Linked DNA regions of Homo sapiens: region 2 is linked to region 1. Evidence: chromatin loops called from intact Hi-C (ENCODE). Cell type or tissue: Calu3. All regions are shown on one strand. Each heading gives the region's core, and the rest is flanking DNA. Links, peaks and the distances in the headings are about the cores only.

The links. Peaks named below come from ENCODE experiments on the same cell type or tissue, not always from the same donor. Only the 100,000 strongest peaks of a DNase experiment are listed, where the experiment ranks them.
Region 2: a loop joins it to region 1, with 11 times the contacts of the local background. A loop is called at or near these places in 4 of 110 quality-filtered maps.

The regions. Positions count from the first base shown.
Region 1 is chr12:102,295,821-102,312,484 of GRCh38, forward strand. It overlaps LINC02456 (long intergenic non-protein coding RNA 2456), which reads left to right. Exons shown (of 13, transcript XR_007063427.1): 4 at 8,812-8,936. Among named protein-coding and RNA genes, the nearest start is that of LINC02456, 25 kb to the left of the region's middle. In Calu3, for the core only: no CTCF peak of the experiment used is centred there; a DNase peak (open chromatin) is centred at 5,441.
Region 2 is chr12:102,733,274-102,745,467 of GRCh38, forward strand. No RefSeq gene overlaps it. Among named protein-coding and RNA genes, the nearest start is that of LINC00485, 85 kb to the right of the region's middle. In Calu3, for the core only: no CTCF peak of the experiment used is centred there; no DNase peak of the experiment used is centred there.

The sequences.
Region 1 (16,664 bases), core at 1,074-9,073:
TTTATCCCTTGCTCCCCTCCACAACCTCCTCTCATTTGGAGTCTCTAGTGTCTATTATTTCCATCTTTAGGTCCATGTGTATCCATTGTTTAGCTCCCTATTGTAAGTGAGAACATGTGGTATTTGATTTTCTGTTTCTGAGTTAGTTCACTTAGTATAATGGCCTCCAGCTCCATCCATGTTGCTGCAAAGGACATAATTTCATTCTTTATGGCTACGTAGTATCCCATCGTGTATGTATGCCACATTTTCTTTATCTGGTCAACTGTTGATGGACACTTAGGTTGCTTCCATGACTTGGCTATTGTGAATAATGCTGCAATGAACATACAAATACGGATGCCTTTTTGATATGATTGTTTCCTTTTCTTTGGGTGGATAGCCAGTAGTGGGATTGCTGGGTCCAGTGGTAGTTCTATTTTTAGTTATTTGAGAAATCTCCATACTGTTTTCCATGGAGGTTGAACTAGTTCAAATTCTCACCAATAATGTACAAATGTTCCCTTTTCTCCACATCCATGCCATTTATTGTTTTTTCACCTTTTAATAGTAGCCATTCTGACTGGTATAAGATGATATTCTGATTTTAATTTGCAATTCTCTGATGATTGCTGATGTTAAGCACTTTTTCATGTGTTTGTTGGCTGCTTGTATTTTTTCTTTTGAGAAATGTCTATTCATATTCTTCTCCCAAGTTTTAATGGGGTTGTTATTTTCTTGTTGAGTTATTTATATTCCTTATAGATTCTGGATATTAGTCCTTTGTCAGAGGCATAATTTGCAAATATTTTCTCTCATTTGGTGGGTGGTCTGTTTACTCTGTTGATTATTTCTTTTGCTTTTTAGTTTAATTAAGTCCAATTTGTCTATTTTCATTCCTGTTACATTTGCCTTTGGGATCTTCATCATAAAATTATTTGCCTATGCCAATGTCCAGAATAGTTTTTTCTATGTTTTCTTCTAGGATTTTTATAGTTTCAGGTCTTACATTTAAATCTTTAATCCATCTTGGGTTAATTGTTGTATATGGTGAGAGATAGAGGTCCAGTTTCATTCTTCTGCATATGGCTAGCCAATTTTCCCAGCACTATTTATTGAATAGGGTGTCCTTTCACCATTGTTTATCTTTGTTGACTTTGTCAAAAATCAGTTGATTGTTAGTTTGTGGCTTTATATCCAGGTTTTCTATTCCGTTCCATTGATATTTGTGCCATTTTTGTACTAGTATCATGCTGTTTTAGTCAATGTAGCCTTGTATTATAATTTGAAGTCAGGCAATGTGATGCCTCCAGATTTGTTCATTTTGCTTAGGATTTCTTTGGCTATTCAGGCTCTTTTTTGATTCCATGTGAACTTTAGAATTTTTTTCTAATTCTGTGGAATATGACATTGGTAATTTGATAGGAGTTGAATGTGTAGATTAATTTAAGCAGTATGGTAATTTTAACAATACTGATTCTTCCAATCCATGAGTGTGGGATGTTTCCCCATTTGTGTTATCTATGATTTATTTCAACAGTATTTTGTAGTTTTCCTTGTAGAGATCTTTCACCTTCTTGATTAAATTAATTGCTAGGTATTTTGTGTGTGTGTGTGTGGCTATTGCCAATGAGATTGAGTTCTTGATTTGGCGCTCAGCTTAAATGTTATTGGTGTATAGAAATGCTGTCGATTTATGTATGTTTATTTTGTATATTGAAATTTGTTTATCAAGTCTAGGGGTTTTTGGAGGAGTCTTTAGGGTTTTCTAGGTATATGGTCATGTGATCAGTGGGCAGAGATAATTTGACTTCCTCTTTTCCAATTTGGATGCTTTTTTTCTTTTACCTGATTGCTCTGAGTAGTGCTCCTAGTACTATGTGCAATAGGAATGCTGAGATTGGATATGCTTGTCTTGTTCCAGTTCTTAAAGGTAATGCAATCAACTTTTTTCCATTTAGTATAATGTTGACTGTGGGTTTGTTGTAGGTGGGTCTTATATTTTTAGGTACTTTTTTATTTTTATTTTTATTTTTTTTAGAGGAATAAAATAGTGGCTACTCCATAGGCAGAGCAGCCAGGTATGGTCTTTTGATGCCTAGTTTGTTGAGGGTTTTTATTATGAAGGGACTTTGGATTTTATTGAATGCCTTTTTTCATGTATTGAGATAATCATATGGTTTTTCTTTTTAGTTTTGTATGTGTGATGAATCACCCTTTTCAATTTGCAGATGTTAAACCGTACTTGCATCCCAGAAATAAAACCCACTTGATCATAATTAATTATTTTTCTGATGTGCTGTTGGATTCAGTTTGCTGGTTTTTTCTTGAGAATTTTTGCCTCTATACTCATCAGAGATATTAGTCTGTAGTTTGCTTTTCTGTGTGCGTGTACTGGCCTGATTTTGGTGTCATGATGATACTGGTTTCATTGAATGAGTCACAGAGGAATCCCTCCTCCTTGAGTTTTTGGAATATTTTCAGTAAGATTGGTAGCAGCTCTTCTCTGTGTATCTGGTGAAATTTGGCTATGAATCTCTCCGGTCCTGGGCTTTTATTTGTTGAAAGATTTTTTTATTACTCACTCAATTTCATTACTTATTATTGGTCTGTTCAGGATCTCTATTTATTCCTGGTTCAATCTTGGAGGGTTGTAGGTTTCCAGGAATTTATCAATTTCCTCTAGGTTTTCTAGTTTGTGTGCATAGAGGTGTTTATAGTAGTCTCTGAGGATCTTTTGTATTTCTGTGGCATCATTTTTAATGTCCCTTTTCTCATTTCTGATTATAATTATTTGAATCTCTCTTTCTTGGTTAATCTAGCTAGCAATCTATCAATTTTGTTTATCCTTTTAAAAAACTAACTTTTTGTCGCATTGATTCATTATGTCTTTAAAAATAATCTCAATCTCATTTAGTTCTGCTTTGATCTTTGTTATTTCTTTTCTGCTACTAGTTTTGGGTTTGGATTATTATTATTTTTCTAGTTCCTTGAGGTTCAATGTTAGGTTGTTAATTTGAGATTTTTCTATCTTTTTTTATAAGGGCATTTAATGCTACAGAATTTCCTCTTAGCACTGCTTTTGCTGTATACTAGAGATTTTAGTATGTTGTGTCTCTATTTTTATTTGTTTCAAGAAGTCTTTCAATTTCTGCCTTAATTTATTATTTACCCAAAGGTCATTTGGGAGCAAGTAGTTTTGCTTTCATGTACTTGTGTAGTTTTGAGAGTTCCTCTTGGTATTGATTTATAATTTTATTCTACTGTGATCTGAGAAGATACTTGTTATTATTTTGATTTTCTGAGTTTATTGATACTTGCTTTATGGGCAAATATATAGTCAATTTTGGAATATATTCCATGTGGAGGTGAGAAGAATGTATATTCTGTTAGATAAAATGTTCTGTGAATCTCTATTAGATTCATTTGGTCTACATCCCAGTTGAAGTCCAGAGTTTCTTTGTTGATTTTCTGCCTTGATGATCTGTCTAGTGATGTCAGTGGGGTGCTGAAGTCCCCCACTCTTATTATATTGCTATCAATATGTTTTCTTAGGTCTAGTAGTATTTATTTTATGAATCTGGGTGCTCCAGTGTTGGGTGCAGATATATTTAGGATAGTTAAATCTTCCTGTTGTATTGACTTCTTTATCATTTTATAATGACCTTTTTTGCCCCCTTTTTTTTTTAACTGTTGTTGGTTTAAAGTCTGTTTTATTTGATTGAGGATGACTACTCTCTCTTGCTTTTGTTTTCCATTTGCGTGATATATCTTTTTCAACCCATTTACTTTGATTCTATAGCTGTCTTTAGCCAGTATGTATGTCTCTTGTAGGCAGTACATGTTTGGGTTTTCCTTTTTTATACAGTTTGCCACTCTGTATCTTTTAAGTGGAGCATTTAGGCCACATACATTCAAGGTTAATATTGATATGTGAGGTTTTGTTTCTATCATGTTGTTGTTAGCTGATTGCCTTGGGATTTCAATTGTGTAATTGCTTTATAAGGTCTGTGAGCTTTTTACTTATGTGATCTTTTATGATGGTGAATGTTGTTGTTTAATTTCCATGTTTAGAACTCCTTTGAGGTTGGGCAGTGGCTCATGCCTGTCATTCCAGCACTTTGGGAAGCTAAGTGGGAGGATTGCTTGAGGCCAAGAGTTTTAGACCAGCCTGGTCAACATAGTGAGACACCATCTCTACTAAAACAACAACAACAAAAACAAAACTCCTTCGAGCATTTCTTGGAGGACCAGTCTAGTGTTGATGAATTCCCTATTTCTCCTTGATTTATGAAGCTTAATCTGACAGGATATAAAATTATTGGGTGGCATTTTTTTTTCTTTAAAGATGCTAAAAATAGACCCCCAATCTCTTCTGGATTGTAAGTTTTCTGCTGAGAAGACAGCTACTAGTCCGATATGATTATATATATATAAATGCAATTAGACACTTCTCTCTTGCCATTCAGGATTATTTTGTTTACATTGACTTTGGATAGTCTTGGTGAAGTTCTTGCAATGTATTATCCAGAAATTCTCTGAGCTTCTTGTATCTGGATGTCAAAATCTCTCCTAAAACCAGGGAAGTTTTCTTGAAGTATTTCTGCAAATAGGTTTTTCACACTTTTTGCTTTTTCTTCTTCTCCCTCTGGAATACCTATAACTTACAGGTTTGTACACTTTTATATTTCACAAAGGCTTTGTTCATTAAAAAAAATTTTTTAAATATTATGTCTGACTGAGTTAATTTGAAAGACCTGTCTTCCAGCTCTGAAATTCTTTCTTCCACTTGGCCTATTGTTAACACTTTCAATGTATTTTGTAACTCCTTGACTGAATCTTTTATTTCTAGAAGTTTTGTGTGTGTGTATTTTTTTAAATGACATTTATCTCTTCTTTCATGTCCTAAATTGCTTTTCTATTTGTATGGGTTTTCTGCTTTTTCTTGGATCTCACTGAGCTTCTTTAAAATCAGTATTTTGAATTATTTATCTGATATTTCAAAGACTTCATTTTGGTTAGGATTTGTTCTGAGGAGTTAGTATTCCCCTTTGGGGGTGTTGTTACATTCTGTTTTTTCCATACTTTCAGAGTTGTTTCCCTGGTTGTTTCTTATCTGGATAAGCTGTCTCTCCTTCTTATTTTTTAATTTTGCTTCCCTTTGGACAGGATTATTTTGCCCCCTTGAGGAGGTGTCTGTACTGTATGATGTGGTGTAGTGTCCTTTGGGTTTGGTTCTGGGTATTTTCAGTGGCAAAGAGTCTGTATAAATTCTTTGGTAATAGCCTTTGTATGGTGACTTTCTCAAATGCTGGTTGTTGTAGTGATGTGCTAAGCATGTGAGCAGCCTCACTCACTGCCTCCTGTGGGCTCAGGGTGATGGAAGTCTCAGGAAGCTTATTTCATTCTCCAGTACTCTGCACTTGAGTCAGCAGATTTCCTGTTGTGTTGCACCATTCAACTTCCAGGCCAGTAGGTGGTGCTTATGTCTGTTTTTATCTCCTACACCCTTGTGGTTCTTATGCTTAGTGTTCTACCCATGAGTGAAAATTGGGTATTGAAGTACCCAATTATTGATGAATTGTCTATTTCTCTCTTCATTTAAATCAATTTATGCTTCATATGTATTGGTGCTCTGTTGTTAGGTGCATATATATTTTTGATTGATGTATCTTTCTGGTTAATTGACCTTTTAAAAAACATCTTCTTTTATCTATAGTAATATCTTTTGTTTTAAGGTATATTTTGTCAGGTAATTGTATAACCATTCCAACTTTCTTGTGGTTGCTGTTTGCATGATATTTCTCTTTCATCTTTTTACTTTAAGTCTATTTGTATTTTGAATCTAAAGTGTGTTTCCCATAGATAGCATGTATTGACTCTTGTTTTTTGATCTAGTCTGAGAATCTCTGCCTTTTGACTGGATTATTTAGTCCATTCACCTTTAATGCTATTATTGATATAGTTGGAATTATGTTTGCCATTTTTGTTTTTTATATATCTCATGTTTCTCTTGTTCCTCTGTTTCTGCTTTACTGCTTTCTTTTGCATGAAGTGAATATTTTATAATGTAGCATTTTAATTTTTTAAATTATTTTTTCACTATATTTTTGAGTTATTAGTGGTTACTCTAGGGTTTTTCTATATACACTGTGACTTATAATAATCAGTTTGAGATTTATACTAAATTAATTCTAGTGAGATACAGAAATGTTACTTCTATATACCTTTGTTCCCTTCCCCCCATTTTTGTGATACTATTCTTATTCATATTACATCTATTACATCTAATATCTGAATATTACAAACCCAACAATGCATTGTTGTAATGATAAATTTACACGCTTTTATGTTTTTTAAGGATATTGAGGAGAGCAAATACAGACACACACAAACACACACACACATTTATAGCTTTTGTTGTGTTAGCCTTTTAATTTATCATTTCTGGTTCTCTTCATTTGTTCCTGTGCATACAAGTTGCCATCTGAAGTCATTTCCTTAATCCAATACAGCTTTGCCCCCACCCACCTCTTTTGTTCTATTATTGACCAATATTACATTTTTATGTTATAGGCTCAACATCACATTATATACTTCTTTATACAATTACTTTTAAAATCTTTTAGAAGAAGAAAGGAAAAGAAATGCCTTGACTTTTACAATTAGATAATTACCTTTCCTGGTTCTTTTTGCTTTTTTCATATATATATTCCAATTACTCTCAGGGTTCACTTGTTTGTAGCATGAATTTCTTTTAGTACTTCTTATAAGGTAGGTCTGCTAGCAACACATTCCCTCTGTTTTTATTAGGACATGTCATTATTTTACCTTATTTTGGTGGATATAGAATTCTTGGTTAATAATTGCTTTTTTTGGTTCATTCTGAATATGTTGTCCTTCTGGCCTCAATTAATTCTGCTGAGACATCAGCTGTTAATCTTCCTGGAGTTTCAGTCTAAGTGATGAGTCATTTTTATCTTGATGTAGTCAAAATTTTCTTATTGTCTTTAGCTTTAGCTTTTTCACTTTTAGGTGTCTTTTGATGTGACATTGTAATCATACTTTTTAAATCATGGCCCATTTTATTTGAAAATATTATTTGAAATTATTTATAATCTCTACTTTGAAAACTTTTTCTGTTCAATCTGACATCTGATGTCTGTTAAATCTGACATCTGGTAAGTCTTCCAGGCAGTTTCTGTTGTCTACAATTTTTTTTCAGTGTATTGCTTATTCTTTCCTGCTTCTTTATATGTCTCATAATTTTTTGTTGAAAAATTTTAGGTAGTATATTGTAATAATACTGGGTACTGGTCTTCTGGGGCTTGTTGTTATTTGCTTATTTACTTGTTTGTTGATTGACTAGATTATTTTGGTGTAATTTATTTCTTCCTCTGAAGCATAAAGTCTATAAAGTTGTTTCTCAGGGGATGCAGTTTGATATGCTCACAGTCAGCTGGCAACACAGTGGATTTGGGAGAGCTCTCTTTTGTCTTTTTCTCTGGTCATACCCAGGTATTATGCTCCACTACTTACTTGCTGGCTGATGGCTCTGTTGCTTTCAACAATGCCCTGGAATATAGATTGTTTTACAAACTGACCCAAAAATTTGGGCTCTTCTTAAAAAATTGTTCCTGAGGTCAGTTTTTGAGATTTGTTTTGACCCTAAGAGGGTTCCTCCCAGATGTCTTGCTTTCTATTTCTCTATAGCAAATCATCCAGCTTACAACTTAGGCTATATCTCTAACAAATCTATCAATTTTTTCCCAATTGCTTTTCACAAACTTTCACTGTTTTTGAGAGTGACTTTAGGCTTGAAATTGTCCATGGTTTGTTGGAAATGAAGTCAATTTCTTTGGGGAGAGATTTTAAGTATTCTGTTATACAGCGTGCTTCTCTACGTTTGGGCAAAATCTCTGAGCCACAGCTCTGGTCCTGGAACAGGGACAATGACAGACTTCCCTCTAAATGATATACCCACTTTAAGTGCTAGTAACTTTTGGTGTGTGTGTGAAGTGGTCCCAGTTCAACTCGGCTTGACTCTGCTAGTATGGCACTGATATGGTTTGGCTGTGTCCCCACCCAAATCTCACCTTGAATTGTAATAATCCCCACCTGTCAAGGACAGAGCCACGTGGAGATTGAATCATGGGGGCAGTTTACCCCATTCTGTTCTTGTGGTAGTGAATACATCTCATGAAATCTGATGGCTTTATAAATGGGAGTTCCCCTGCACAAGCTCTCTCTTAGCTGCTGCCATGTAAGATGTGACCTTGCTCCTCATTCACTTTCCTTCATGATTGTGAGGCAGCCTTGTGGGACTGTGAGTCCGTTAAACCTCTTTGCTTTACAAATTACCCAGTCTTGAGTATGTCTTTATTAGCAGTGTGGAACAGATTAATACAGGCATCTGTTAAAGCAGACTAAATATGGCCTGAGAAGGACTCTGTATTTCTATATTTGAGTCCTTGTAGATGAACTGTAACCTAGCTTAATAGCCAGACAAAATTGAAAACCTAACTTAATAGTATGCACCGTAACAATAGTTGAGTGTTGGCCATTCCAGTGGTCATACTTCAACCACTCATAGACTGCTGAGTGTTCAAACAAGGCAAACGCAGAGCTGTGACCAACCTCACTGTTTCTGTACTTCACTTTTGATTCCCATACATCACTTTAACTTTTTGTCTATAAATTTGTTCTGACCACAAGGCACCCCTGGAGTCTCTGTGTATCTGCTGTGATTCTGGGGATGCCCAATTCGTGAATCGTTCATTGCTCAATTAAACTCCTTTAAATTTAACTCAGCTGAAGTTTTTCTTTTATCAGATAATGTCAGAAGCAGGATCCAAAGTGGAGCTTCTAGTGACCCCCAGGAGTGCTGAGTAAACACGCAAGGTACCTGCAGGACCCACTTGTGTCCATTGATCTCTCAGAGCAGCTGGGCATCGTGGGTAAGTTCCCTCTTGGATTTTGGAGCTCCACGGATTTGTGTTTTGAGCTCTCTGAGTTTCTTTGGGCAAATTTCTGATCCAAACTGGGTTTGGAGTTGTGACAGAAACTGGACTGGGTCCAGGAACAGATTTGATCCGGGAATTAACTGGCTTGGATCCAGTTAGAGGCCTCTTACATCTGACTGGGTCAGAAAGGAACTGGTAGTAAGCAGTAATATTTCAGGGGTTATAGAGTTTGGCTTTTGAAAATTCACAAGGATTTTTGTGCTCTACCCTTTTGTTCATTTTTCTTGCCTGCATCGGTAGGAAAAAAAATCATTGGATAAGTTAATCAAGAGAGCCTGAGAGTAAAGCCAATATTTTAGGTAAAAATGGAATCCTTAATTTCTGGAAAACTGAGTTCCTTCTGGCTTATACTTTAGGCCTGGGAGGCAGTGAAGTCTTACAGAAATGGCAAAATCTTACTAAAGGTAACTTACAGTGGAACGTTCCGAATGAACAACAATGCACTGAAGTACATTTACAAATGAGGGCTCTTGGTAAAGTCCCTTTTGGCTAAGAACAGGGTTGGCACTACGGGATGTCAACTGCTGTTTTCTTTGGAATAATCTGCCTTGCACTCTTTGCTGACAACTATGGGTGACAGAATTAGGATCGTGGGACACGGAGAGCTTTTTCCTCCCCCAAAAGGGAAAACTTGAAAGCTGATGGGACTGCTGGAAAAAAAATCCTTTTACAACAGCAGCTGCAGCCGCCTGAACTTCTCAGTATCACTGCAATGGGTTGGTTTTTCTCTGGTCTTCCTGAGCATTTTGCCTTCCCCACCCTGCCATAGGCAAACCTTTTCTCTCTCTCCTTTCTGTTTTTCATCTTTTCTGTTACTCAGGGCAACCATCATGCCCAGAGACCATGTGTTGAAACTCCTAGTCAGAGGTTGGATTAAAGATGATGGGGCCCAGCTGAGGGCAAATTTAAGCCTTGTCAGTTTGATATTGGGTGCTAAGCAGAGTGGCTAATGTCTGTTTATCACATGTGTTTTACTCTGGCCAGAATGAAAAAAGATAATTTTCCTTTATGATGCAGCTTGTCCCCCAATGGGATGGTGTGGCAAGCTGGGTTACCGGGGCCACTTAGGGAAAGGAAACACAGAAACCTGGCATGCAGGCCAAAGGGTAAGAATTTCTTACCAGTCAGATTTCTGGCTTCTCCCTCTCTGTGCAGACAGTTGATTAAATGGTAAAAATTGCTGTTTAAGCCAGGCACGGTGGCTCACACCTGTAATCCTAGCACTTTGGGAGGTTGAGGTGGGCGGATCACTTGAGGTCAGGAGTTCAAGACCAGCCTGGCCAACATGGCAAAACCCCATCTTTACTAAAAATACAAAAAATTAGCTGGGTGTGGTGGCAGGTGCCTGTAATCCCACCTACTCGGGAGGCTGAGGCAGGAGAATCACTTGAACCCAGGAGGCGGAGGTTGCAGTGAGCCAAGATCACGCCATTGCACTCCAGCCTGGGCAACAAGAGTGAAATTCCATCTCAAAAAAAAAAAAAAAGAAAGAAAAAGAAAAAAGTCACTGTTTATCTCTTCTGTAAAGTTTTGATTAATGCAAAAAAGAATTCCGAGGCTAGTCTTAAACTGATATATTTGTGCTATGAATTTGTTTTTCTGTGTCAAGGGGTGCCTTAAGATAAAACATGGGCTTAGGACCCCATAAGCTCGCTGCTCAAGATGGCCCAGCAGGCTGGTCAATAACAAACTTTCCTGCAGGTCCCTGAAACAAACAAATGAAAAACTGGATGGGGTCTCCATCTTGTTTCATGTCCTTGGGAGCTTGACCTTGTAACCACGTGGCAGTACTTTCTCTTGGTCTCCACCTTCCAGGGAACACGAATTTTAGGTTTTATGTCATAGTTAGCTCTAAAAATTATCTTAAGTAGTTAAAAGCCTCTACAAGCTCAAAATTAACTACTCTAGACTCCTTCTGGGAAGAACAGTGGAACTTTCCCTGTGGTATAGCTTGGTACATAAGGTTTTGGCCTTTCACACTAGAAGTCCAGGTTCAATTCCCTGCTTAGAAAGCAAGCCTTTTCTGGTTTAATATCTACATAACCTTGTCTAGTCTCTTCTCCACCATGGACTATCCTAAGTTTTCCTTTCGCTGAGCACCTGGGAGGTTACCTTTGGTAAAGTTCAAAACCAGAAATATTGGCCAAACTGGGTAATAAGAAATTTTAAAAGGATATTATTAAAGGGTGCTATGGTTAAAAGTCAGCTTAATTAAAAGCAGATATTCAAGCTCTAAGAGCCTGGATTCCTTGGGAAAAACAGGAGGCACCAGAAACCCATTTCCTGGCCCTGTTCTTCCTAGGGCTCCACCCTAAAGCCAATAACCAATTAAGAAACTTAAAAACTGGCAAATGAAAAATCTTATAACTACTGTAGTAATCTTCTTATGTCTGTCTATTTGTGTAATTATATATGTGTTGTGTGTAATGTTTATATAAAAGAGCTCCAATTAATTGGCTTAAACAAAAACAAGTGCTTAAATAAAATATTTTGAAAGCAAAATAAAAACTGTAAGGCCTTTTAGTTCATGTAACTTTAGTAATTACTGGGAAATAAAAACAGCTTTAAAGATTATTGATAAAATAAACACATTTTGTCTAAATTATGCCGGTCAGATATTAGGTTTGCTAAATGCTTTAAGGTCATAAACTGCTTTGACTTTTGAAAATTGTTCAATTTATTTTGAAGACATTAAATTCTAAATAAGGCCTGGGGATATATGGAATTATCCATGTCCCCTAGCTATGCAAAGAAGGTTATAAAGAGATTTTACATAAGAAAGGATGTTTTTTGGTAAATTATTGTCCTAAAGTAAAATGACTGGTTGTTTAAAAAGAGGGATGTTTAGGGCAGGTCAGAAAGTCTAAACATGTCATACATGGTATGTGTAAGTCGTGACAATTTATGAAAAGAAATTAATGCCAGAAATGCTTTACAATTTATTTTTTTATTATTATTATTTTTTATTATACTTTAAGTTTTAGGGTACATGTGCACATTGTGCAGGTTAGTTACATATGTATACATGTGCCATGCTGGTGTGCTGCACCCACTAACTCATCATCTAGCATTAGGTATATCTCCCAATGCTATCCCTCCCTACTCCCCCGACCCCATAACAGTCCTCAGAGTGTGATATTCCCCTTCCTGTGTCCATGTGATCTCATTGTTCAATTCCCACCTATGAGTGAGAATATGCGGTGTTTGGTTTTTTGTTCTTGGCGATAGTTTACTGAGAATGATGATTTCCAATTTCATCCATGTCCCTACAAAGGACATGAACTCATCCTTTTTTATGGCTGCATAGTATTCCATGGTGTATATGTGCCACATTTTCTTAATCCAGTCTATCATTGTTGGACATTTGGGTTGGTTCCAAGTCTTTCCTATTGTGAATAATGCCGCAATAAACATACGTGTGCATGTGTCTTTATAGCAGCATGATTTATAGTCCTTTGGGTATATACCCAGTAATGGGATGGCTGGGTCAAATGGTATTTCTAGTTCTAGATCCCTGAGGAATCGCCACACTGACTTCCACAATGGTTGAACTAGTTTACAGTCCCACCAACAGTGTAAAAGTGTTCCTATTTCTCCACATCCTCTCCAGCACCTGTTGTTTCCTGACTTTTTAATGATTGCCATTCTAACTGGTGTGAGATGGTATCTCATCGTGGTTTTGATTTGCATTTCTCTGATGGCCAGTGATGATGAGCATTTTTTCATGTGTTTTTTGGCTGCATAAATGTCTTCTTTTGAGAAGTGTCTGTTCATGTCCTTCGCCCACTTTTTGATGGGGTTGTTTGTTTTTTTCTTGTAAATTTGTTTGAGTTCATTGTAGATTCTGGATATTAGCCCTTTGTCAGATGAGTAGGTTGCAAAAATTTTCTCCCATTCTGTAGGTTGCCTATTCACTCTGATGGTAGTTTCTTTTGCTGTGCAGAAGCTCTTTATTTTAATTGGATCCCATTTGTCAATTTTGTCTTTTGTTGCCATTGCTTTTGGTATTTTAGACATGAAGTCCTTGCCCGTGCCTATGCCCTGAATGGTAATGCCTAGGTTTTCTTCTAGGGTTTTTATGGTTTTAGGTCTAGCATTTAAGTCTTTAATCCATCTTGAATTGATTTTTGTATAAGGTGTAAGGAAGGGATCCAGTTTCAGCTTTCTACATATGGCTAGCCAGTTTTCCCAGCACCATTTATTAAATAGGGAATCCTTTCCCCATTGCTTGTTTTTCTGAGGTTTGTCAAAGATCAGATAGTTGTAGATATGCGGCGTTATTTCTGAGGGCTCTGTTCTGTTCCATTGATCTATATCTCTGTTTTGGTACCAGTACCATGCTGTTTTGGTTACTGTAGCCTTGTAGTATAGTTTGAAGTCAGGTAGTGTGATGCCTCCAGCTTTGTTCTTTTGGCTTAGGATTGACTTGGCAATGTGGGCTTTTTTTTGGTTCCATATGAACTTTAAAGTAGTTTTTTCCAATTCTGTGAAGAAAGTCATTGGTAGCTTGATGGGGATGGCATTGAATCTGTAAATTACCTAGGGCAGTATGGCCATTTTCACCATATTGATTCTTCCTACCCATGAGCATGGAATGTTCTTCCATTTGTTTGTATCCTCAGTGGTTTGTAGTTCTCCTTGAAGAGGTCCTTCACATCCCTTGTAAGTTGGGTTCCTAGGTATTTTATTCTCTTTGAAGCAATTGTGAATGGGAGTTAACTCATGATTTGGCTCTCTGTTTGTCTGTTGTTGGTGTATAAGAATGCTTGTGATTTTTGTACATTGATTTTGTATCCTGAGACTTTGCTGAAATTGCTTATCAGCTTAAGGAGATTTTGGGCTGAGACAGTGGGGTTTTCTAGATATACAATCATGTCGTCTGCCAACAGGGACAATTTGACTTCCTCTTTTCTTAATTGAATACCCTTTATTTCCTTCTCCTGCCTAATTGCCCTGGCCAGAACTTCCAACACTATGTTGAATAGGAGTGGTGAGAGAGGGCATCCCTGTCTTGTGCCAGTTTTCAAAGGGAATGCTTCCAGTTTTTGCCCATTCAGTATGATATTGGCTGTGGGTTTGTCATAGATAGCTCTTATTATTTTGAAATAGGTCCCATCAATACCTAATTTATTGAGAGTTTTTAGCATGAAGCGTTGTTGAATTTTGTCAATGGCTTTTTCTGCATCTATTGAGATAATCATGTGGTTTTTGTCTTTGGCTCTGTTTATATGCTGGATTACATTTATTGATTTGCGTATATTGAACTAGCCTTGCATCCCAGGGATGAAGCCCACTTGATCATGGTGGATAAGCTTTTTGATGTGCTGCTGGATTCGTTTTGCCAGTATTTTATTGAGGATTTTTGCATCAATGTTCATCGAGGATATTGGTCTAAAATTCTCTTTTTTGGTTGTGTCTCTGCCCAGCTTTGGTATCAGAATGATGCTGGCCCCATAAAATGAGTTAGGGAGGACTCCCTCTTTTTCTATTGATTGGAATAGTTTCAGAAGGAATGGTACCAGCTCCTCCTTGTACCTCTAGTAGAATTCAGCTGTGAATCCATCTGGTCTTGGACTCTTTTTGGTTGGTAAGCTATTGATTATTGCCACAATTTCAGCTCCTGTTATTGGTCTATTCAGAGATTCAACTTCTTCCTGGTTTAGTCTTGGGAGAGTGTATGTGTCGAGGAATTTATCCATTTCTTCTAGATTTTCTAGTTTATTTGCGTAGAGGTGTTTGTAGTATTCTCTGATGGTAATTTGTATTTCTGTGGGATCGGTGGTGATATCCCCTTTATCATTTTTTATTGCGTCTATTTGATTCTTCTCTCTTTTTTTCTTTATTAGTCTTGCTAGCGGTCTATCAATTTTCTTGATCCTTTCAAAAAACCAGCTCCTGGATTCATTAATTTTTTTGAAGGGTTTTTTGTGTCTCTATTTCCTTCAGTTCTGCTCTGATTTTAGTTATTTCTTGCCTTCTGCTAGCTTTTGAATATGTTTGCTCTTGCTTTTCTAGTTCTTTTAATTGTGATGTTAGGGTGTCAATTTTGGATCTTTCCTGCTTTCTCTTGTGGGCATTTAGTGCTATAAATTTCCCTCTACACACTGCTTTGAATGCGTCCCAGAGATTCTGGTATGTTGTGTCTTTGTTCTCGTTGGCCTCAAAGAACATCTTTATTTCTGCCTTCATTTCGTTATGTACCCAGTAGTCATTCAGGAGCAGGTTGTTCAGTTTCCATGTAGTTGAGCGGTTTTGAGTGAGATTCTTAATCCTGAGTTCTAGTTTGATTGCACTGTGGTCTGAGAGATAGTTTGTTATAATCTCTGTTCTTTTACATTTGCTGGGGAGAGCTTTACTTCCAACTGTGTGGTCAATTTTGGAATAGGTGTGGTGTGGTGCTGAAAAAAATGTATATTCTGTTGATTTGGGGTGGAGAGTTCTGTAGATGTCTATTAGGTCCGCTTGGTGCAGAGCCGAGTTCAATTCCTGGGTATCCTTGTTGACTTTCTGTCGTTGATCTGTCTAATGTTGACAGTGGGGTGTTAAAGTCTCCCATTATTAATGTGTGGAGTCTAAGTCTCTTTGTAGGTCACTCAGGACTTGCTTTATGAATCTGGGTGCTCCTGTATTGGGTGCATATATATTTAGGATAGTTAGCTCTTCTTGTTGAATTGATCCCTTTACCATTATGTAATGGCCTTCTTTGTCTCTTTTGATCTTTGTTGGTTTAAAGTCTGTTTTATCAGAGACTAGGATTGCAACCCCTGCCTTTTTTTGTTTTCCATTTGCTTGGTAGATCTTCCTCCATCCTTTTATTTTGAGCCTATGTGTGTCTCTGCACGTGAGATGGGTTTCCTGAATATAGCACACTGATGGGTCTTGACTCTTTATCCAATTTGCCTGTCTGTGTCTTTTAATTGGAGCATTTAGTCCATTTACATTTAAAGTTAATATTGTTATGTGTGAATTTGATCCTGTCATTATGATGTTAGCTGGTTATTTTGCTCGTTAGTTGATGCAGTTTCTTCCTAGTCTCGATGGTCTTTACATTTTGGCATTATTTTGCAGCGGGTGGTACCAGTTGTTCCTTTCCATGTTTAGTGCTTCCTTCAGGAGCTCTTTTAGGGCAGGCCTGGTGGTGACAAAATCTCTCAGCATTTGCTTGTCTGTAAAGTATTTTATTTCTCCTTCGCTTATGAAGCTTATTTTGGCTGGATATGAAATTCTGGGTTGAAAATTCTTTTCTTTAAGAATGTTGAATATTGGCCCCCACTCTCTTCTGGCTTGTAGGGTTTCTGCCGAGATATCCACTGTTAGTCTGATGGGCTTCCCTTTGAGGGTAACCAGACCTTTCTCTCTGGCCGCCCTTAACATTTTTTCCTTCATTTCAACTTTGGTGAATCTGACAATTATGTGTCTTGGAGTTGCTCTTCTTGAGGAGTATCTTTGTGGCGTTCTCTGTATTTCCTGAATCTGAACGTTGGCCTGCCTTGCTAGATTGGGGAAGTTCTCTTGGATAATATCCTGCAGAGTGTTTTCCAACTTGGTTCCATTCTCCCCATCACTTTCAGGTACACCAATCAGACGTAGATTTGGTCTTTTCACATAGTCCCATATTTCTTGGAGGCTTTGCTCTTTTCTTTTCTTTTTTCTCTAAACTTC
Region 2 (12,194 bases), core at 4,195-12,194, 440 kb after region 1:
ATGTAAAAGCATCAATTAACAAAGATGATTCAAGAAGACATAGAAAGCATCATGATCTATATCCTAGGGAAAAAGAAAAAATAAGCAAAAATAAATAAAACACACTGAAAAACCAAATGATTTCATTGATGAGTTTCTTACAAACTTTTAAAGAAAATATAATGCTTATGATGCTAATTAAAAGTTTTGTACATACAGGCCGGGCATGGTGGCTCACGCCTGTAATCCCAGCACTTTGGGAGGCCGAGATGGGCAGATCACCTGAGCTCAGGAGTTTGAGACCAACATGGAGAAACCCTGTCTCTACTAAAAATACAAAAGAAGCCAGGCATGGCAGTGCATGTCTGTAATCCCAGCTACTAGGGAGGCTGAGGCAGGAGAATCACTTGAACCTGGGAGGCAGAGGTTGCGGTGAGCTGAGATCACACCATTGCACTCCATCTTGGGCAACAAGAGCAAAACTCCGTCTCAAAAAAAAAAGTTTTGTACATACAAAAAGTACAAAATTTTGCAGTTGATCCATAAAGTGTCATAAACCTGATGCCCAAAATTGATAAAAAAAATACTGAGGTAAAAGAAAACTCTAAACCATCTTCTCATAAATATGGAAGGAAATGTATATATGAAGTATTAGCCAATTTAATTCTTTAATACAATTCCACCTGGACCAAGGAATATCTAAGTAAAAAATGCAAATAGTTTTATAATTATGAATCCAATAATATATGAGATAAAAAAGGAAATCTTTTGATCATTAAATGAGTGCCCAAAATCTATTTAATAAATCATAATGTGCATTTCTGTGAAAATCTAAAACACTAATAACAGAAGACTTTTCTTAACATGGTAAAAATAACTATCATAAACCAAAGATAACACTTAAATATCAGAATATTTGACAAAAACTAAGATCAAAAGAAATATGTTGCTATCACCACTATTATTATTCATTGGGAGTTCTAATCCCAATGGAACAGGAGTAAAAGACATGGAACAGGTATAAAAGGCAGATGCATTAAAAAGGAAGATAGAGGCCGGGCATGGTGGCTCACGCCTGTAATTCCAGCACTTTGGGAGGCCAAGGCAGGTGTATCACATGGTCAAGAGATCGAGACCATCCTGGCCAACGTGGTGAAGTCCCGTCTCTATTAAAAATACAAAAGTTAGCTGGCGTGTTGATGCGCGCCTATAGTCCCAGCTACTTGGGAAGCTGAGGCAGGAGAATCGCTTGAACCCGGGAGGTGGAGGCAGTGAGCCAAGATCATGCTGCTGCACTCCAGCCTGGGCGACAGAGCGAGAATCCGTCTCAAAAAAAAAAAAAAAAAAAGATAGAATATTATTTTTATTTATAGATGATTTGATACTTTAAAAAGAATCAATTGAAAAACAATTAGTGGTTTAAAAATTTGAGACAATATAAATAATCAAAATTCCTTTATAGATATCTAATAACCTGAAGACATGAAAAATATATCAACTGTAATATATATAAAATATATAAATATATAAGTATGTATAATGGATACATAATAATGTATCAGATATAATATCCATATATCCATATAACTATATGTACTATCCCAATATTTTATATATATTATAAAGTACTAGTCATAAAATACTAGTCATGAACTAAGAGAGGCATAAAAGATTTTAATAAACTGAGAGCTTCTTCTGGAGAGGGTGGGGCCTAGAATAAATTTTTTGAAAAAGTGTTTCTTTACAAATCAACACATAGAGTGAATATAAATAAGCTTAAAATTCAAATGAACAGGCTGTGTGTGGTGGTTCATGCCTGTGGTCACAGCATTTTGGGAGGCTAAGGCAGGAGGATCACTTGAGGCCAAGAGTTTGAGACCAGCCTGGGCAATATGGTAAAACCCCATCTCTACTAAAAAAATACAAAAATCAGCCAGACGTGGTGGTGCATACCTGTAATCCCAGCAACCCAAGAGGCTGAGGCATGAGAATCACTTGTACCCAGGAGGTAGACGCTGCAGTGAGCCAAGATCATGCCACTACCCTCCAGCCTGGGGGACAGAGCAAAACTGTTTCAAAACAAAACCAAAACCGAATATAGGAGTGGAATTGAAATGTGCTTCCTCTTTTATCTTGCTTTTTCTCACCTAACACCTCCCTCTCTAGCCTTGAGTTTATAAAATTCACAGTTGTCACAAGTGTTTCCCTTTGCTGGGCCACCAACCTGGTTTGTCTGGGTTGTGAGGGGCAGAGTGGATGCTGTAAAGAATGTCTCCTCTCCTTGTAGGTGAGAGAAGAGAAGATGTTCCCTCACGTAGTTAATTCTGTGTGTCAGCTGATTACAATGCCAGACAATAGATGCCTTCCAATACAGGGGTGATAAATGTAGGCTAAATGGGAAGTGGAGTCATATTTTCTTGTTCATCTCTGATTCCCCAGCACATAGAAGAGTGATTGGCACATAATAAGCATTCAATAGATATGTGTTTAATAAAGGTTTTCACTGACTTGTGATATCTTTAATATTTTCTCACAGATTATTTGCCTGATATGTAATGATGGTTAATCCACAAATTAGTTAATCCATTGCAGATAACTGAGAGTTGATTATGCATGCAAAACAAAACCACTAAGAAAACAAAATAAAGATTATGCAGAGGGAAAAAAATCAAAGCAAAGGAAGTAATATATCAAAGTGATAACCATGGCTGAGTTTAAATGATGGGGCACTTCTGCATTTTCTAAAATATTTAACAAATATACACTAATTTTATAATAAAAAACAGCTTTTATTTTAAGTATTTTGAGATGTGTTTGCACTTTTGGGTGGATTTCAGATTTTGCTTACATGATGTCATAAAGCTCAATTGATATGGTGGTTTCTTAGACAACCAACAGATCTAATAACAAAGCATAAAACAAAGCAAAACAAAACAAAACAAAAAAACAAAAAAAAATCCCTAGATATCCAGATTTGGAATTTATCCCTAAATGACTGAAATTTTTACTTTATTATTGATTTATTCTCACATTGAAATAGTGCAGAGACCATCTCTGCATGACATTGTCTTCTAATACTATAGATAATAGGGGTAAGAGGTGTACTTAAAAGATGAACAGGAAATAATGATGGCCAATCATCAATTGCTACCCCTCTTCATACTTCTTCTGAACCTAATTTATGTTGCTAGTAGATAATTTATCATCACTGTTTTATGTTGATTCCCCCTCCCCATTGGTGAGGCTGTAAATTACCTGAGAGCAGAAACCATGCCTTGCTCATACACCCCACTCCTGGAATAAGTTAGGCCCCTGTGTCATGCTCTCTCACAATCCCCTGGGCTGCTCTTTCTGGAGCACTCTTCATAATTGTAAGGAGTGTGTTTAGCCTGCGCTCTTTTGACTTTCTCTGGAGGGGTCTCTACTAGAGTAAAAATTCTGGTCTCTTATCCCATCTCAGCTTTTTCTTCTCTTAACCAACAGAGCTTAGCCAGAGGTGTGGCCCAGCTGATTGGCAAGGGCCATCCTGAGTTGGCTGCTGGTCAGATAGGAGAAGGTGAAAGTGGGCACAGATTGCTTGGCAATGGGTGCTATTGGCAGAGAACCTTAATGATGTTTGGCTCTGTCTTTCTGCAGGGACTATAAGTCGGATGATTAAATTAGTTCCCTGTGAAGGAGGCCTATAGTTTTGTGGAAAAAATTCAGTTCAGGGGCACATTATAAAGCCCTCTTGGCTAAGTAAGCCACATGCTCCAAACAGTTTTATCAGTCATAAAGCTGGTGTGCTTATTTCTTCCTTTTCTTTTTCTTCACTTTTCTCTTCTCTTCTCTTCTCTTCTCTTCTCTTCTCTTTTCTTTTCTTTTCTTTCTTTTCTTTTTGAGACAGGGTCTCACTTTGTCATCCAGGGTGGAGTGCAGTAGTGCAAACACGGTTGACTGCAGCCTTGACCTCTCAGGCCCAAGTGATCCTCCCACCTCAGCCCGACAAGTAGCTGGGACTACAAGCAAGCACCACCATGCCTAGCTAATTTTTGTATGATTGTAGAGATGGAGTTTCGCCATGTTACCCAGGCTGGTCTTGAACTCCTGAGCTCAACCGATCCGCCCACCTCTGCCTCCCAAAGTGCTGGGATTAGAGGTGTGAGCCACCATGCCGGGCCTGGTGTTTTGATTTCTACCATTCTGACTCCCGTGTCTCTCTCAGGTGATCCAGAACTTGGGTGGGGAAGAGAATGGTATAATGACATGATTTTTTAAAATGCTAAATTGTTTTGAATTGAATATCTGTATTGCCTGCTAGACTGGAAGGTCAATGAAAGCAGAGATCTTCTATCTGTTTCATCATTGCTTCCCCAGGGCCTATCATTGTGCCTGGCATATTATAGGCCATCAATAAATATTTGTAGTATGAACAAATAAATTTATCTTTTGATTATCATTTTTTAGTATAGTCCCTGACATAGAAGTAGGGCTTAGTAAATATTGATTTGAATTGGAGCTGAGGTTTCAGATGGGGGTGGCATCAGGAGTCACATTCTGGTTCATTCTTCTTGGTTCTTTGACCCAGTCCTCCCTATTCCTGGGTGAGTGCTAATAGCCCCTAAGCCAACTGTACTTGTTCATGTTGCTTCTCTTTCCCACCTCAGCACAGCGCATAAGGGGAGAGGGGAGTATAGTCAATGGGAACCTATCAGTTTCCTACTTGCATGCCTCATCTCCAGCCCCGTGGCAGAACATTTATTTTTTATTGAAAAAGACAAAAGCTGGGATAAAAGAGGAAATGAGGGCATTTAATCATAATAGTAATAGGACTTAGAGTGTGTTCCACCTTCCCAGTAGCAGAAAGAACCTGTACGTAGGCTCTCCAGTCACCCTGTCCAGGCACTGGTCCACCTCCTAGATCCCGGGGCTCACTTTGGGCTGTGCCTTCTCCTGAACTCCATCTAGATTCTTAATTAAGAACAGAACATTTTCTTCATTTCCACTACACAGAGGAATGACATTATATGCAGAACATCTGTAAATCTTAAGTGTGGGCCTCAGGCAGCACCACTTTCCCACACATAAATCTTTGTGTGAGCTTAGGTCAATCGATACTTGCCTTCATAGGTGACTCTGGGGTCAAGCACATGTCCTTTAGACTATAAGGTCAGGACCCTCTTTCCAATGGGAAAGAGGCCACAATTGCAGAGAGCTGAACAATGGCCCCAGGTCGTGGCACTTGTCTGTGTTTTTCCTCCTGCAGTGCTCTGGCCTGGATGACTGGAAGCCCATTCAGTCAGCTGGAGTCTCAGACTTTCAGTCTGAAGGTGTGGCACAATCACCTATTCAGGGCTAATGTTCCTCCTCAACATGTGCAGTCCAGCCTACGATTTCCCTCTTCCATGGGCAAGGAGATAACAATGTCTTGGAGATCAGTCACTCCATCTTCACACAGCTTCTGTCAAATGATGCCCAACCATGTGCGGATGGCCAAAGCACACCTGGTGCTTCCATATGATAGAATGTAATGCAGCTGTTGAAGATCGTATCTTTTAAAAATTATTTAACCATCTGGGAAAAGGTTGATGATGGATTATTAAGTGAAAAAAATTATTACACTGTAATATAGATAGATGATAGGTAGATAGATGATAAATGGATCAAGCATGAAAGATGATGAGTGCCTCAAAACACTGAAGAGCTCTTCGAGACACTCAATCTCAAACCGAGGAACCATGTTTCTATAACTCTCTGTTTTGCCTTATGTTATCTAGAAAGACAAGCAGACAGAGTATATGTCTAGGAGGAAACAATCATAACCATTATTTAAATGCAGAAATGTAGAGAATCCAGAGCATGGTGCAACACCAGAGTTCCCATTCAGTCTATTCGCTGAGTCACCAGTGGTCACCGGGGGTCCTTCTTCTGCTGCTCTCTTTCCATCTTTGCTTCCTTTCTATCTCTATGGTTTTCCCACCCCTTTACACATTTCTGCAGCATCTTAACATCACTCTGGCCTTAACAGAGCCTTGCAATCCTCCACAGAAGCAGGCTTAAGGCCTCTGGGGGTTACAGAGTGAGGCATTTTTTGAGGTGAACTCCTCTTGCTAATATTTAGCTCATCACATATAATTTATGGGGTTATTTATAGTAAAGAACACCCTATCAGGGGTAAGAGGGACAGAAAACCCCATCAGGTTTCATTGGATTTGCCATATAGTTAGGCAGACATATCATGAAATGTGTTGACCTAGAAGAGAAGATACCCAGTTTTTAATGGAAAGCAGAAGGGTTACCCAGTCATAATCATGGCTAGACTTAAAAGCTGCCTATTTCTATGTTTTAAAGTATACTTTTCTCTTATTTTCATAATCATCACTCTATACTCCTTAAAAAAAAGGTGACTACATCCGCCGTTTGCATTGCTTCTTGAGAAAGTTTGAGAAATAAATTCTCATAAGTAAGCTGGAGCCATGGAATTTCTGATTGAGGTTGGAGTTACTGGAACCAAAAACCAATGTGAAAGGCAAAGCCTAACAATAAAGGCAGTGAGAACCAAATAGATAGCAGCAAAGTGACCTCTCTAAGGTTAGATCAGAGGATGCATGTTGCAGAACAAGGGGAATAAAATAGATAGCTGTGATAGGGCTGGACTCTGGAGGTCTGAGGAAGCTTGATTTGATGCTGAAGCCCATTGGAAGGGCAAACCCTAGAGTTGAGGCTGCAGGGCCTCCCCTCCTGCCCTCAGCTCTTATTCTACCCCACCTTCTGCTCGTGGCTCATCTGTCTCTCTCCTTCCCAGGTGGGGAGCTCAGCTGTTCTGAAAAACAAAATAGGAAGTCACTTATATGCCCTGGAGCCCTGCTTTTGTAATTCTGATACAGGGCATTAGACCTAATTTAATTTGAAAATAATATAGTAAGATGAAAGGAAATCCCACTTGAGCTTCTCATTTTAAAAAGAGTTCAAAAAAAGATAAAGTAAGCCTGAGAACCTCAAAGAAGGCCCTCTGGTCAATAGAGGCAGACAGGCCAGATGTTTTTGCCATCTGTGTCTTGTCCCCTCTGACATGGGGCTAGCTGAGGGAGAGAGGCACACAACAGAAGAGCAGGCTAGCTTGCTAATACTGCCCTCTTATTTAGCTCATGGAAATGTCATAACATCTAAGGTCTTACTTTCCCTCTGGATTTGAGGGGAAAACATCTATAGTCCTCTTGAACTCATTTCATGGAAGGAACTTTGTTACAGTGCAAAATTTCACCAAAGATTAATTGAACTTGACATCCTGAATGTCTTTTGCACAATGTACTAAAGTGGATTTTTTTTTTAAAAATGTCAGTATCTGATCCTTGGTGTGTGGTTTTTAGATGTCCAAAGTATTCCCACTTCTCAAATTCCCTTTAAGAAGCTGGAATGCAATGCATTTCTGAGTGTTCTTTATTTCAGTTGAATCCCCACCTTGCTATAGCAGTACTAAATATACTTAAAATCAACAATTCATCACAATAAAAAAAAAATACTGAGTGATATCCAGAGTGGCTGGCCTTCGTTCAACACCAACCATTCTCTAGTTTACGGGAAATTAGGATCACAGGCCAGCTTTACATTAACTGGAAAGTGTACGCTACCATCTTGTGGACAAAATATCAATAACACTGAAATATACTCAAGACAACTTACCATCTCTTTTGTATTACAGTGAACATTTATTTTGTCCTGGGTTCCCACATGCACTCATGGTGACCATTCCATGCAATTTAGAACTTTGGCACTGAATTATCTTTGTTAATAAATTGGGTACAGTTCAACATGAAGAAAAGCGAGCTTACCAAGAAAATTTTGGAACCCAAATACCAGAGACCTGGATCCTCATGTAACCTTCGCCTTTGATTCTTGCCTCTTCAGTTTTCACTTTTCTAAATGCAAAATGCAAGTGTTGATTCTGGTCATCTTATACTGAACACATAGGTTTTTGGTTGGTGTTGACAGGGTTAGATTTTTATAATATCCCGAGGAGTTGAACGTTATGATCCCAAGAGAAATTAATTTATTAACCAGTTGTTCTTTAACTGATACAAAAATTAGTTACTCTTCTCCTGGATGGTTTGCACATGAACATACAGGTGCATATCTCACTTGCTATGGTACCAAACAATGACATCATAGGATGCAGAAGGAGATGGTGTCATCACAGCTGTATGACATGAAAGTTATAGGATCACAGCATCTTAGGGTAGGCAAGGACCATCAAGTTCATTAAATTCAATTACATTTCTAATGCGTGAATCACTTGTATAATATCCAATTGCTTGTTGAATCTCTTCTTCTAGAATATAAGAAAGTACTTGAAAAGGGGACCACGTAAAAGACAGGAAAACAGGAGATTTCTATTCCAAATTTCTAAGGATGCTTTTTTTTATTGCTGTTGTTTGCTAATAGATATTATGACAGTTGGTAACTAGAGAATCTCTAAGGAAGAATCTGTAACTATCAGTCTCCTACCCTTGATGTTGTGGTTCTAGTCTATTTACAGTATGCCAAATAGCTTCTTGCCCACTGGAGCTCAGAAGACCTTCTAAAGTTAGAACTTTCCAGTGTTAAAAGTTTCTACTACAAGCTAAGGGTCTGTTGTATTCCCTCAATTCTTCCTTTAAGCCGTCATATCTAAGTTAGAAACATGTGCAAGTATGTGTGTTTGTGTGTTTGTGTGTTTTTCTGTGTGTGTCCATATACTTGTGTGTGTGTGTGTGTTCTCGGTGTTTTTCTTACTTGTAGGAAAATGATGACTCTCTCCCACCCCCAATTTGGTACTAGTGGCAAAGCATCATTTAAGAGGGCCACACACTGGTCATTTTTGTTATGAGCAAAAAATATAACTGGTCTTACACAGTTTTCCTTCCTGTTAAAAAAAGGAGTAATCTGTATCTTCTCTACCTCCCATAGATATATTTTGACAATTACGATACCACCATCTTTCATTAGCTCATTAATCTAAATATATATGTTTCTATTACAACATTGCTTACATAACAGAGAGCCAATTTCAAAAGAAGTATGTTCACCCCATTTAACTATTCATGCTGAAGCACTGAGTTTTGCAAATAGAAAAGCCCTAAAGCTACAACAAGATGATGACAATGATGACAGCAACAGTAACAGAGACAATACAACACTTAGACAGGCATTTGTTCCCAGTACTGGGTCTGAGGAGGACAGGTGAGAAATAGAAATGTAACTGACTACAAGTGAGTGACTGGACCAGGGATTCCAGAGCAATTCCGCTTGCCTTTGTATTTCAAGGTTCTTGACCCTCCTCTTCAGGAGTATATTATGGGTTATTATTTTTTTTTTTTTCATTTTATCTTGTGGCAAAAGTATAAATGTGGTCTCTGAAGAGAGGTCATTATTTTAAAAGGTCTGAGAAGCTTTAAAAAAGCTGTGATCCCACCCAAATCTCAACTTGAATTGTATCTCCCAGAATTCCCACGTGTTGTGGGAGGGACCCAGGGAAATGTAATTGAATCATGAGGGCCGGTCTTTCCCGTGCTATTCTCGTGATAGTGAATAAGTCTCATGAGATCTAATGGGTTTATCAGGGGTTCCTGCTTTTGCTTCTTCCTCATTTTCTCTTGCTGCTGCCATGTAAGAAGTGCCTTTTTCCTCCTGCCATGATTCTGAGGCATCCCCAGCCATGTGGAACTGTAAGTTCAAGTAAACCTCTTGTTTTCCCTAGTGTCAGGTATGTCTTTATCAACAGTGTGAAAATGGACTAATACAAGCTGGATAGAAACTCTGCCTTGATTAGCTATGAAACCAATATTGCCAAAGCACCTTTTTTTTTTTTTTTTTTTGGATGTTCAGATAGTTCTTTTTTTTTTTTAATACTTTAAGTTCTAGGGTACATGTGCACAATGTGCAGGTTTGTTACATATGTATACATGTGCCATGTTGGTGTGCTGCTCCCATTAACTCATCATTTACATTAGGTATATCTCTTAATGCTATCCCTCCCCCTTCCCCCCACCCTACCACAGGCCCTGGTGTGTGATGTTCCCCTTCCTGTGTCCAAGTGTTCTCATTGTTCACTTCCCACCCATGAGTGAGAACATGTGGTGTTTGGTTTTTTGTCCTTGCGATGGTTTGCTGAGAATGATGGTTTCCAGCTTCATCCATGTCCCTACAAAGGACATGAACTCATCCTTTTTTATGGCTGCATAGTATTCCATGGTGTATATGTGCCACATTTTCTTAATCCAGTCTATCATTGATGGACATTTGGGTTGATTCCAAGTCTTTACTATTGTGAATAGTGCCTCAGTAAACATACGTGTGCATGTGTCTTTATAGCAGCATGATTTATAATCCTTTGGGTATATACCCGGTAATGGGATGCCTGGGTCAAATGGTATTTCTAGTTCTAGATGCTTGAGGAATCGCCACACTGACTTCCACAGTGGTTGAACTAGTTTACGGTCCCACCAACAGTGTAAAAGTGTTCCTATTTCTCCACATCCTCTCCAGCACCTGTTGTTTCCTGACTTTTTAATGATCACCATTCTAACTGGTATGAGATGGTATATCATTGTGGTTTTGATTTGCATTTCTCTGATGGCCAGTGATGATGAGCATTTTTTCATGTGTCTGTTGGCTGCATAAATGTCTTCTTTTGAGAAGTGTCTGTTCATATCCTTTGCCCACTTTGTGATGGGGTTGTTTGTTTTTTTCTTGTAAATTTGTTTTGAGTTTTTGTAGATTCTGGATATTAGCCCTTTGTCAGATGAGTAGATTGCAAAAATTTTCTCCCATTCTGTAGGTTGCCTGTTCACTCTGATGGTAGTTTCTTTTGCTGTGCAGAAGCTCTTTAGTTTAATTATATCCCATTTGTCAATTTTGTCTTTTGTTGCCATTGCTTTTGGCGTTTTAGACATGAAGCCCTTGCCCATGCCTATGTCCTGAATGGTGTTGCCTAGGTTTTCTTCTAGGGTTTTTATGGTTTTAGGTCTAACATTTAAGTCTTTAATCCATCTTGAATTAATTTTTGTATAAGGTGTAAGGAAGGGATCTAGTTTTCTACAAACTTTTCAGAAAGCTGAAAGTTTCAGCTTTCTACATATGGCTAGCCAGTTTCACAGCACCATTTATTAAATAAGGAATCCTTCCCCATTTCTTATCTAAATCTAATGAGGGGAAGGAACCTTTCATATCCCACTGTTTCCCACAATTTGGACATAGTATTTTCAGTTTACATACATTTTTATGTGAGTGATGGATTGTTGAATGCTAATACTAGAATTTTATCATAACATTATCAATGTTCTGTTTTGAAGAAGACTTTGCTGCATTCTTAGAGTTTTAGGGTAATTTAAAATTATTATTGTCTCCAGATGAACTTATCTCCAAATGAATAGTGGAACTCAATGAGAAAATAAGGCTCAGTGTCTAGAACATCTCTACACAGTCAACCTTTTAAATACTTATTTGTTCTGTATTTGAGAAATATGGGTAATAGACATAAAAGGTAATCTGAGAGTAAAGGCATTATATAAATTCCAAGAAGAGCTTAATAGTAAGAAGAATGATATGATTTATTGAATTTCTATGACATACCAGGTAGTCTGCCAATACTTTTCTCTATCCTGTCTCCAGTCTTTACCGTAGCCTGACCATCACCACTTCAAGCTTGGTATGCTTAAGTGGCTCACCCAAGTCACACAGTTAGAAGTACTAGATTTGGAACTCAGAGTTTATACCCTGCTTATGCCATACTGTGGTCTTTATTTAAAGATTGTGGTGTGTCCTGGGTGAGTTTTGATAGGAGGACAGTAAATTTTATAAAGCAAAATACCCACCTACAAGGTATCCAAATTAGTATTGTGGCTATTTAAGACTGTAACTTGGGAGAGAAGTTGAAGCTGGTGATACAAATTTTGTGGTCACCTGCATAGATGCCAAAGCTAAAGATTAGAACTGAGATCACTGCAGGAAGACATAGGAAGAATGGAACACAAACCAATATTCTAAAGAATGCTAACAGGTAAGTGGGTGGGATAAAAGAATGAGCCTCTGATCCACAAGAAAGCCAAGAAACAAGATATGGGTAGTATCCTTATCCACTACTTACAGATCAGGAACCTGCAATACAAAGAGAGAAGTGACTTGTTCAAGGTCACACATCAAATCAGCATCCAACCTGGGACCATAAACCATGGTCCATGTCCACCAACCCATTGCTT